2 separate regions of the Homo sapiens genome follow, and region 1 is linked to region 2. The links are chromatin loops, found by intact Hi-C in ENCODE. Cell type or tissue: heart left ventricle. All regions are shown on one strand.

Evidence for each region. Peaks named below come from ENCODE experiments on the same cell type or tissue, not always from the same donor. Only the 100,000 strongest peaks of a DNase experiment are listed, where the experiment ranks them.
Region 1: it touches region 2 in a loop (3-fold over the local background); 12 of 110 quality-filtered maps call a loop at or near these places.

The regions. Positions count from the first base shown.
Region 1 is chr5:172,441,553-172,445,552 of GRCh38, reverse strand. All of the region lies in intron 1 of SH3PXD2B (SH3 and PX domains 2B), which reads left to right. Among named protein-coding and RNA genes, the nearest start is that of SH3PXD2B, 11 kb to the left of the region's middle. In heart left ventricle, no CTCF peak of the experiment used is centred here; a DNase peak (open chromatin) is centred at 1,852; H3K27ac peaks cover 1,467 bases.
Region 2 is chr5:172,105,379-172,109,378 of GRCh38, reverse strand. STK10 (serine/threonine kinase 10) reads left to right here. Exons shown (of 19, transcript NM_005990.4): 5 at 1,527-1,599; 6 at 2,565-2,759; 7 at 3,642-3,723. Among named protein-coding and RNA genes, the nearest start is that of STK10, 81 kb to the left of the region's middle. In heart left ventricle, CTCF peaks have their summits at 2,146 and 2,350 (motif pointing left); DNase peaks (open chromatin) are centred at 2,348 and 2,738; H3K4me3 peaks cover 1,107 bases.

The sequences.
Region 1 (4,000 bases), 340 kb before region 2:
TTTGGAAAAACAGCAACCACCACCAAGAAGCCTTCATTATAAGGGCTGGGCATGGGAGTTCACGCCTGTAATCCCAGCATCTTGGGAGGCTGAGGCGAGAAGATCGCTTGAGCCCAGGAGTTCAATACCAGCCTGGGGAACATAGTGAGACCTCATCTCTACTAAAAATCCACAAAATTAGCTGGGTGTGATGATTCTCGCCTGCAATCCCAGCTACTTGAGAGGCTGAGGCAGGAAGATCGCTTGAGCCCAGGAGATGGAGGCTGCAGTGAGCCATGTTTGCGCCACTGCACTCCAGCCTGGGCGACAGAGATGACATGTGGATAGACAAAGCAGGGATTGAGACCTCAAGAAGGTCAGTGTCCTGACAGGCAGACAGGTGCCCTGGGCTTCTGGGGGACCTGGTCCTGGGGAAGGCAGCACTGCAGAGGTGACCTGAGGCCAGTCACAAAGCATGGGAGGGATGCTGCCAAGTGGGCAAGGGTGAAGGAGTTACAGGTAGAGAGAACAGGAGGGCAAAGAAATGGAAACCCTGGCACATGGCGTGTTTGAAAAAGCAGAAGAGGTTTGAATAATGGAGATGAAGCTCTGTGGGTAGAGGGGCCAGAAGGACCTGGGGGCTCCTGGCTGACCTGAGAACCACAGGAGAGAAGGCATGGTCCCCCCCCAGGAAGGCCATAGCTCCAGTACAGCACACGAAGGCTGAGGCCAGGGCTCGGGGCCAGAGGCAGTCACTGGAGTAGCGGGAGGAGCTGGTGCTCAGAAGCACTTCCCCAACTTGAGGGGTGGGTAGAAGAGCCCTTCATGGGTGAATCCAGGGAGCAGAGCACAGACAGACCCAGGAGCCCCTGTCCAAATGAGCCATGTGCAGACAGTGGAGATGGAGGGAGAGAGGGAAGGTTATTAGAGGGGACTCTGCAAGCCAGTAGTAATCCTGAAATTCCAGGGCAATTAAATAACTCCAAATTTGTTTTGTTCTCAAGATTCAATAGTAATTTTTTATTCTTAACAGTATAGAAGAGCTATCATTTGTCTAAGCGCTTACTATGTGCTCAAGGCTTTTCATGCTTTATGTCTTTGAATCCACATAGCAGCTCTGTGAGATAAGGAGTATTAGTCAGGATTCTGGGATTGCATGTGACAGAAACAGACCTGGCTAACTTAAGCCAAACAGAATGTATTGGAAAGGTGGGGCTGTCAGAATCAGGGGGAAAGCTCAGCACCCAGTCTTGGAAAGAACGTGGGCAGCTGGAGCCATCCAGGGAGTGGGAACTCCAGTAGGTATTAGGACATCACCAGGCAGGCAGCTGATCCATCCATTTTCAGACCTTTTAGCCACTCAAGAGTCCAGATCCAGGAGAGACTCTGACTGGCCCAGCCGGATTACCTGACCCTATGGGCCAGGTGTGAGTGGGATATTAAGATCGACGGTCCCACTGAAATCACTGGTAGTGAGAGGGATAGTTGTGGAAGGAGATTCAGGGCGCTGTTGCTGGGAGAAGGGGGCATGGAGCTTGGACAGGCAAAAACAATACATGTCTGCTACATGGATGCTGTTATTAGCCCATTTCACAAATGTGGAAACTGAGGCTTAGAAAGGTGAAGCAGTTTGCCAGGATCACTTTTGGCTCCCCTGCCTATCACTGACTGGTAATAAGGGGATAGTCACTTTCCCAGCCCCGACCTCCGTCCTGAATGGAAAAGTTGCCTTCAAGCACATAAGCATGGTATTTTCTGTTTTGTTTAATTAAGCAGAATTGCATGGCCCCCCGCCCGCTGTGCTGGCAAAGAAAGCTAGAACCCACGCGTTGGCGTCACCATTTCCTCCTCCTCAGCCAAGGTGTGAATCAGCAGCCTGTGGCTTCAGGCCACTGTTGGCTTCCAGTCAGTTCCACAGATGTGGGTTTATTGTCTGCCCTGGGCCAGGTCTGGCCCAGAGCCAGAGAGAGGCTAAGATGACCAAGCACAGTCTTGTCCTCACAGAGGTCACCATCTGTTCAGAATGCATCTCCATAGGATAAGGGCTGCGACAGGGCCTGGAGTACCCGTTCCTGCTGGGACAGAGAGGTGCACTGTCAGCTGGGTTCAAAAGCAAAGGGGTGTTCAGGGGCTGGGAAAGCTGACTAGCAGTGGGGTTCTTTACATGGGTGGAATTCAGAGGGCCCTTGAACGTAGAAGGGGAAGAATTAAATCTTAATTTTCACTAACCTCCGACTGAAATTTAGCATTGCCTTCTGTGATGAATGAAGGCAGCAACTCGCGGTGATAGTAGTAATACATGTGACTTTGTCACAAATAGCGATTCCCTTATTTTCATCTTACTTGACAGTCGTTGCGTGGATGCCTGGAGAGCATCTATACTCCTTACTATTTCCAAGTTACGGTGTCATTAGACCCACCACGAGGTTCTGTTATTTGTGGTTTTAATAAAAACGTACATATAGTCATAATTTTGTTTTTTGAAACATTTTGATAACTATAATTCAGTATCATTAGTTTCATTTGGGATCTATGTGTTTTACTCATTTTAAATCATTCTGAGAAGGGGTCCGTGGGTTTCCTCAGATGCCAAAGAGATTCATGGCTCCAAAAAAAGATGAAAGACCCCTCTGGGTGGAAGAGGTGGAACTTGGGAGCCAGATGGCATGGGCTGGACCTGGCTCTGCCATGTGTGATCTTGAGTCAGTGACTGAACCTCTCCGTGCTTCAGTTTCCTCTTCTACAGAATGAGGCTAACAAGAGTATCCACTGTGGATTATTCATGTAGAGGGTTTAGAGCCCTTCCTGGCATGTAGAAGTGCTGAATAAATTACCTGTTATTATTATCTTTACCATCATCATCATCATCATTTATCTGACTAGTGATGTGCATTTTGAGTAAGCAACCTCAAATGATGTGACACGGGCCATCTGGAATGACCACATATTAAGAAACAGACTCTAATTAAGGATGTACTCCTTAAAATTTGTAGCTGTTTTCTCCCAAAGATTTATATATTTGGATATTCAGCAGTATGGTAATTTAAACAATGTTCAAAGTAGCCTAAATGTTTATCACTGGAGGCATGATTAAATAAATGATATATATAGCCTTACAATGAACTATAAAGGCATCTTTAAAAGTGGTTTGTCCAAAGGATGTTTGATGAAGTGGAGAAATGACCGCCATCTCATGCAAATGAAAAAAACCAAATCATATATATAGTGTGATCATAATTTTGAAAAATATTTCTATGCATAGGAAAAGGGTCTGAGAAGAAGCATGCCCAAAGCATCATCTCTGATGGTGGAAACATGGACAGTTTTTAAGACCTCTGACCGTGCAGTCAGCCTGTTTGATTCCTAGGTTGAACAAGTTACCCAACCTCCTTGGGCCTTACCTTTCTCCACTGCAGAACGGAAATGATAGGGTAGTGTGACCTCATAGGATTGCTAAGATAGAGCACATTAAGCACATTCTAGACTCTTAAATGTTGTTAGTGATTACGGTAAATTGTCTACATTTTATTTACTACCCAAGTTTTCTCTACAGGAGAGAGGACAGTGTAGGATGGCAAAGAAGTCCACATAGGGCTCACATAGGGACAGGGGCAGGGATTAGTCTCTGGCAGATTAGGAGCCCAACAAGGGAGGGGTCCAGGAGTGGCCAAGGGTACCCACAGAATCTGGCCTTCAGAAACCACATGTGATTTCATGGAGGAATCCCTTCTCCTCCCCTATGACACCCCTAAAAGGTGGCTGTCCCCAGGGTCTGAGAGCATACTCCCTTTACATTCCTATCTAGTTCTCTTCTCCTTGTCCTGACCCCAAGCTCAGCGGGAAGGGAGGATGAGGCTGGATTCGGTTGGGGCATTGTCAAGAAGGTATCCTAGACCAGCCTAGTTGGCCTGTTTCTCGGCAACCCTTCCGTTACCTCACCAGGGTACCCAGCTTTGACGTTGAGGCCCCAGTGGACCAATCCTATCATGACACGTACACATTGAGTTCATCATCGTCTAGG
Region 2 (4,000 bases):
TGCACTCCAGCTTGGGTGACAGAGTGGACTCTGTCATGAAAAAAAAAAAAAAGTGTTCATTTATTTTTGCTAGTCCTGCAAATAATACACTTTATCATAGCAAAGGTGTGGAAGTCTCACCACCCACACACAGCCATTTAAGTAGTGTGGTATATTTCCTCCAAGTCAGTTCAGTGTGTATTTTTCCCCTTTTTGGAGTGAGAGGGGCATGATTCTGACCAGACAGTATATTCAACTGTGTATCCCCCTTCTCCCCACTTAACCTTTTACAGTAATATAAATAGTAATCAGTAAGGCCGGGCGCAGTGGCTCACGCCTATAATCCCAGCACTTTGGAAGGCCAAGGCTGGTGGACCACCTGAGGTTAGGAGTTCAAGACAAGCCTGGGCAACGTGGTGAAACTCCATCTCTACTAAAAATACAAAAATTAGCTGGGCATGTCGGCACATGCCTGTAATGTCATCTACTTGGGAGGCTGAGGCACAAGAATCGCTGGAACCCGGGAGGTGGAGGTTACAGTGAGCCAAGATTGCGCCACTGCACTCCAGCCTGGGTGACAGAGCAAGACTCCATCTCAAAAAAATAATAATAAATTAATAAATAGTAATAAATACCGCCCAGGTTGGAGTGCAGTGGCACAATCCTGGCTCACTGCAGCCTCTGCCTCCTGGGTTCAAGTGATTCTCCCACCTCAGCCTCCCAAGTAATTGGGACTGCAGGGACATGCCACCACACCTGGCTAATTTTTTTTTTTTTTTTTTTTTTGAGACAGTCTCACTCTATTGCCTGGGCTGGAGCGCAGTGGTGCGATTGCAGCTCCCTGCAGCCTCCACCTCCCGGGTTCAAGCGATTTTTGTGCCTCAGCCCCCCAAGTATCTGGGATTACAGGCGTCCACCACCACACCTGGCTAATTTTTGTATTTTTAGTAGAGACTGGGTTTTGCCACGTTGGCCAGGTTGATCTCCAACTCCCAGCCTCAAGCGATCTGCCTGTTTCAGCCTCCCAAAGTACTGGGATTACAGGCGTGAGCCACCCTGCCTGGCCTCCATTTTTCTTAATCTATATAAAAAGTTTTAAAATCACTGCCTGATAGCCAAGCAATTATGGTTGTTTTCAGTGTGTCACTATTATTATAATTTTATAATGGCACTGTTATTATAATGGGATTTTGATTAACATCATTATGCATTTTTTTAAATTTAAGACTGTTTCATTAGGGCAGAGTCCTGGATTTGGAATTACTGGATTAAAATGGTATGGGTATTTTAAAGGTTCTTGCTATTTATTGCCAAATTGCTTTCCTGAAGGCTGCTGCCAGTGCAGGCTCTCGTTAGTAGAGAGGAAAGTGTTCATCTCGGTACTTCCTCTCAGCAGCAGATAGTCTTACATTTTTAATGCTTTCTAATTTGCTAGATAGAAAATGGCATCTGTTAGTCGACTTGGAATGTGTACCCCTGAGTCCACATCCCCGGCTTTTACCCCAGGGCTATGGGTGGAAAACGCTAGCTGAGATTTTGTCTTGCAGCTGACTTTGGTGTGTCTGCCAAGAATCTGAAGACTCTACAGAAACGAGATTCCTTCATCGGCACGCCTTACTGGTGAGTCGTGTAGCTTCTGGAAATGGAATGGACTGGATGTAAAAACTCTCCAAGGTGACCACCAGGCGCTTTAGACAGAGAGGGGCCGGAAGACAAGGGCTACACGCCCTGCCTCGTGGCTTACTAGCTGTGTGACCTTGGACAAGCTGTTTAGCTTTCCCGTGCGTCAGTTTCTTCATCCATAAAATTAGGGATATAATGGCCCCTACTTAATAAGGCTACTGTGAGAATGAAATGAAATGGTGCACATAGAAGGCACTCCATTAATAACTGAACTAGAATCCATAAAACAGGATTCAGTTCGTGATTTATTCGCCACGTATGTATTGAGGGCCGGGGATGGGGACCGTGAAGGTGAACAGTACAAGTTCAATTCCTACCGTCATGTGAAGTCTCCCTGGACTTCTGTAGTCTGTCGTGTTTCCTTCTTTTCCAGAACTATTACTTTAAAAGCAAAACACTGTCACTCAATTTCACGCCTGACTACTCTCTGTTTGCCGTGTTTCCAATTTTTTCATGTGCATTACTTGCCATTGTGTAGTTTGGGCTCCTTTCTTGCTTGCTTGTTACTCACCCTTGCTCTCTCTCTCCCCCCTTTTATACCTGTTTCTCCTCTCTGTGCTGGTGTCTTCTCGCCCACCCACCTCCACGCCCCTTTTTTTTTGCTCCGCACCTTCCCCTCCGCTCCCACCCGCCCCCTCCCCAGGACTCTGTGTTCCGGGTTGCTGCTGCCATCTCGCGGTAGGCATCGGAACTGCAGCAGGACGTGGCGGGGAGCCGCGTGGAGGCGTTTTTCTGTGGAAGAGCGTCCTAAGGAAGACAGTGGGATGCAAAGTCACGCAGATCATGATTCGGGAGTGCTGCCAACCCCGACAGTGGCTCGTGGTGGCCCTTGACCCTGAATGTCCAAGAAGCACCTGTAAAGGCCAGATTCTTAGCCCTATGTTGTCCCTTGGTTGGTTCAGGATGGCCCCCGAGGTGGTCATGTGTGAGACCATGAAAGACACGCCCTACGACTACAAAGCCGACATCTGGTCCCTGGGCATCACGCTGATTGAGATGGCCCAGATCGAGCCGCCACACCACGAGCTCAACCCCATGCGGGTCCTGCTAAAGATCGCCAAGTCGGACCCTCCCACGCTGCTCACGCCCTCTAAGTGGTGAGGGGCAGGGGCAGGGCCACCTGCCGGGGTGCCTGCGCCGGGATTAGGGCTGGAATATGTGGTGGACGGGGCTGGGGAGGTGCAGTGGTAGCGTTCTCCTGGTGCTGCTAGCTCCAAAGGAGAGGTTGGGGCCTGGGGGTCTTCAGGCGTTTCTGAGCCCCCCCGGGCCCTTCGTGCCTCTTTTTCCCTTTGTGTTCCTTTTTTTTTTTTTTTTTGAGATAGGGTCTCACTCTTTTGCCCAGGCTGGAGTACAGTGGTGCAGTCATAGCTCACTGCAACCTCGACCTCCTAGGCTCAAGAGATCCTCACACCTCAGCCTCCCTTGTAGCCGAGAGTACAGGCACCCACCACCATGCCTGGCTAATTTTCTGTAGAGACAAGGTCTCCTATGTTGCCCAGGCTGGTCTTGAACTCCTGGCCTCAAGGGATCCGTCTGCCTCGGCCTCCCAAAGTGCTGGAATTACAGGCGTGAGCTACCGTGCTGCCTCTGTGCACTTGACATGAGATCTTCACCAGAGCAAACCAAGTCACCCAAATAAGCTGGCTCCCACTGGGGAACAGGAGCCCCAGCTGAGCCGCAGGAGCCACATGGCACACCCTGGGCGGGACATCGGGGGCCTGGGTTCAAATCCCGGCACTGCTGAGTCTCCTCACTGCGTGGCCTGGGCACGTCCCTGCTCCTCGCCGATGTCTGGGTCCCCATCTGGACAGTGGTGTCCATGATGAAAAGGGCGTCGTGTAGGCCCTGTCACTGTTTTAGCTTGTGAAAGTTTCCTCTGTCCTTTGAGGGGCATGATTGGGACAGTGGAGTCTGTGACGTGGGGGGCTTCTCTCTGCTCTTGCCTCCTCCATGCTTACCTCTGACGCCTGTCCTCCCAGGTCTGTAGAGTTCCGTGACTTCCTGAAGATAGCCCTGGATAAGAACCCAGAAACCCGACCCAGTGCCGCGCAGCTGCTGGAGGTGAGTGGATTCCCCTCCCACTCTGCTCCCTGAAGGGTGGAGCCTAATGAACTCACCAGTGACCTGGACGCTGGGCATGTTCTCACCCCGCCCAGGGAACAGCATGGACAGCTGTTTGTCCATCAGCGGGTATTCCCCAGGCACCTCCTGAATGCCAGCTCTGTGTTGGGAGTGCCTTGGGGAACGAAGCCACCCAGACCTTGTCCTCATGGAGCGTGTGTTCCAGTGGGGATACAGGTGGCAAATAAGCAAGTATGTGTGCGTGGCAGGGGGTGGC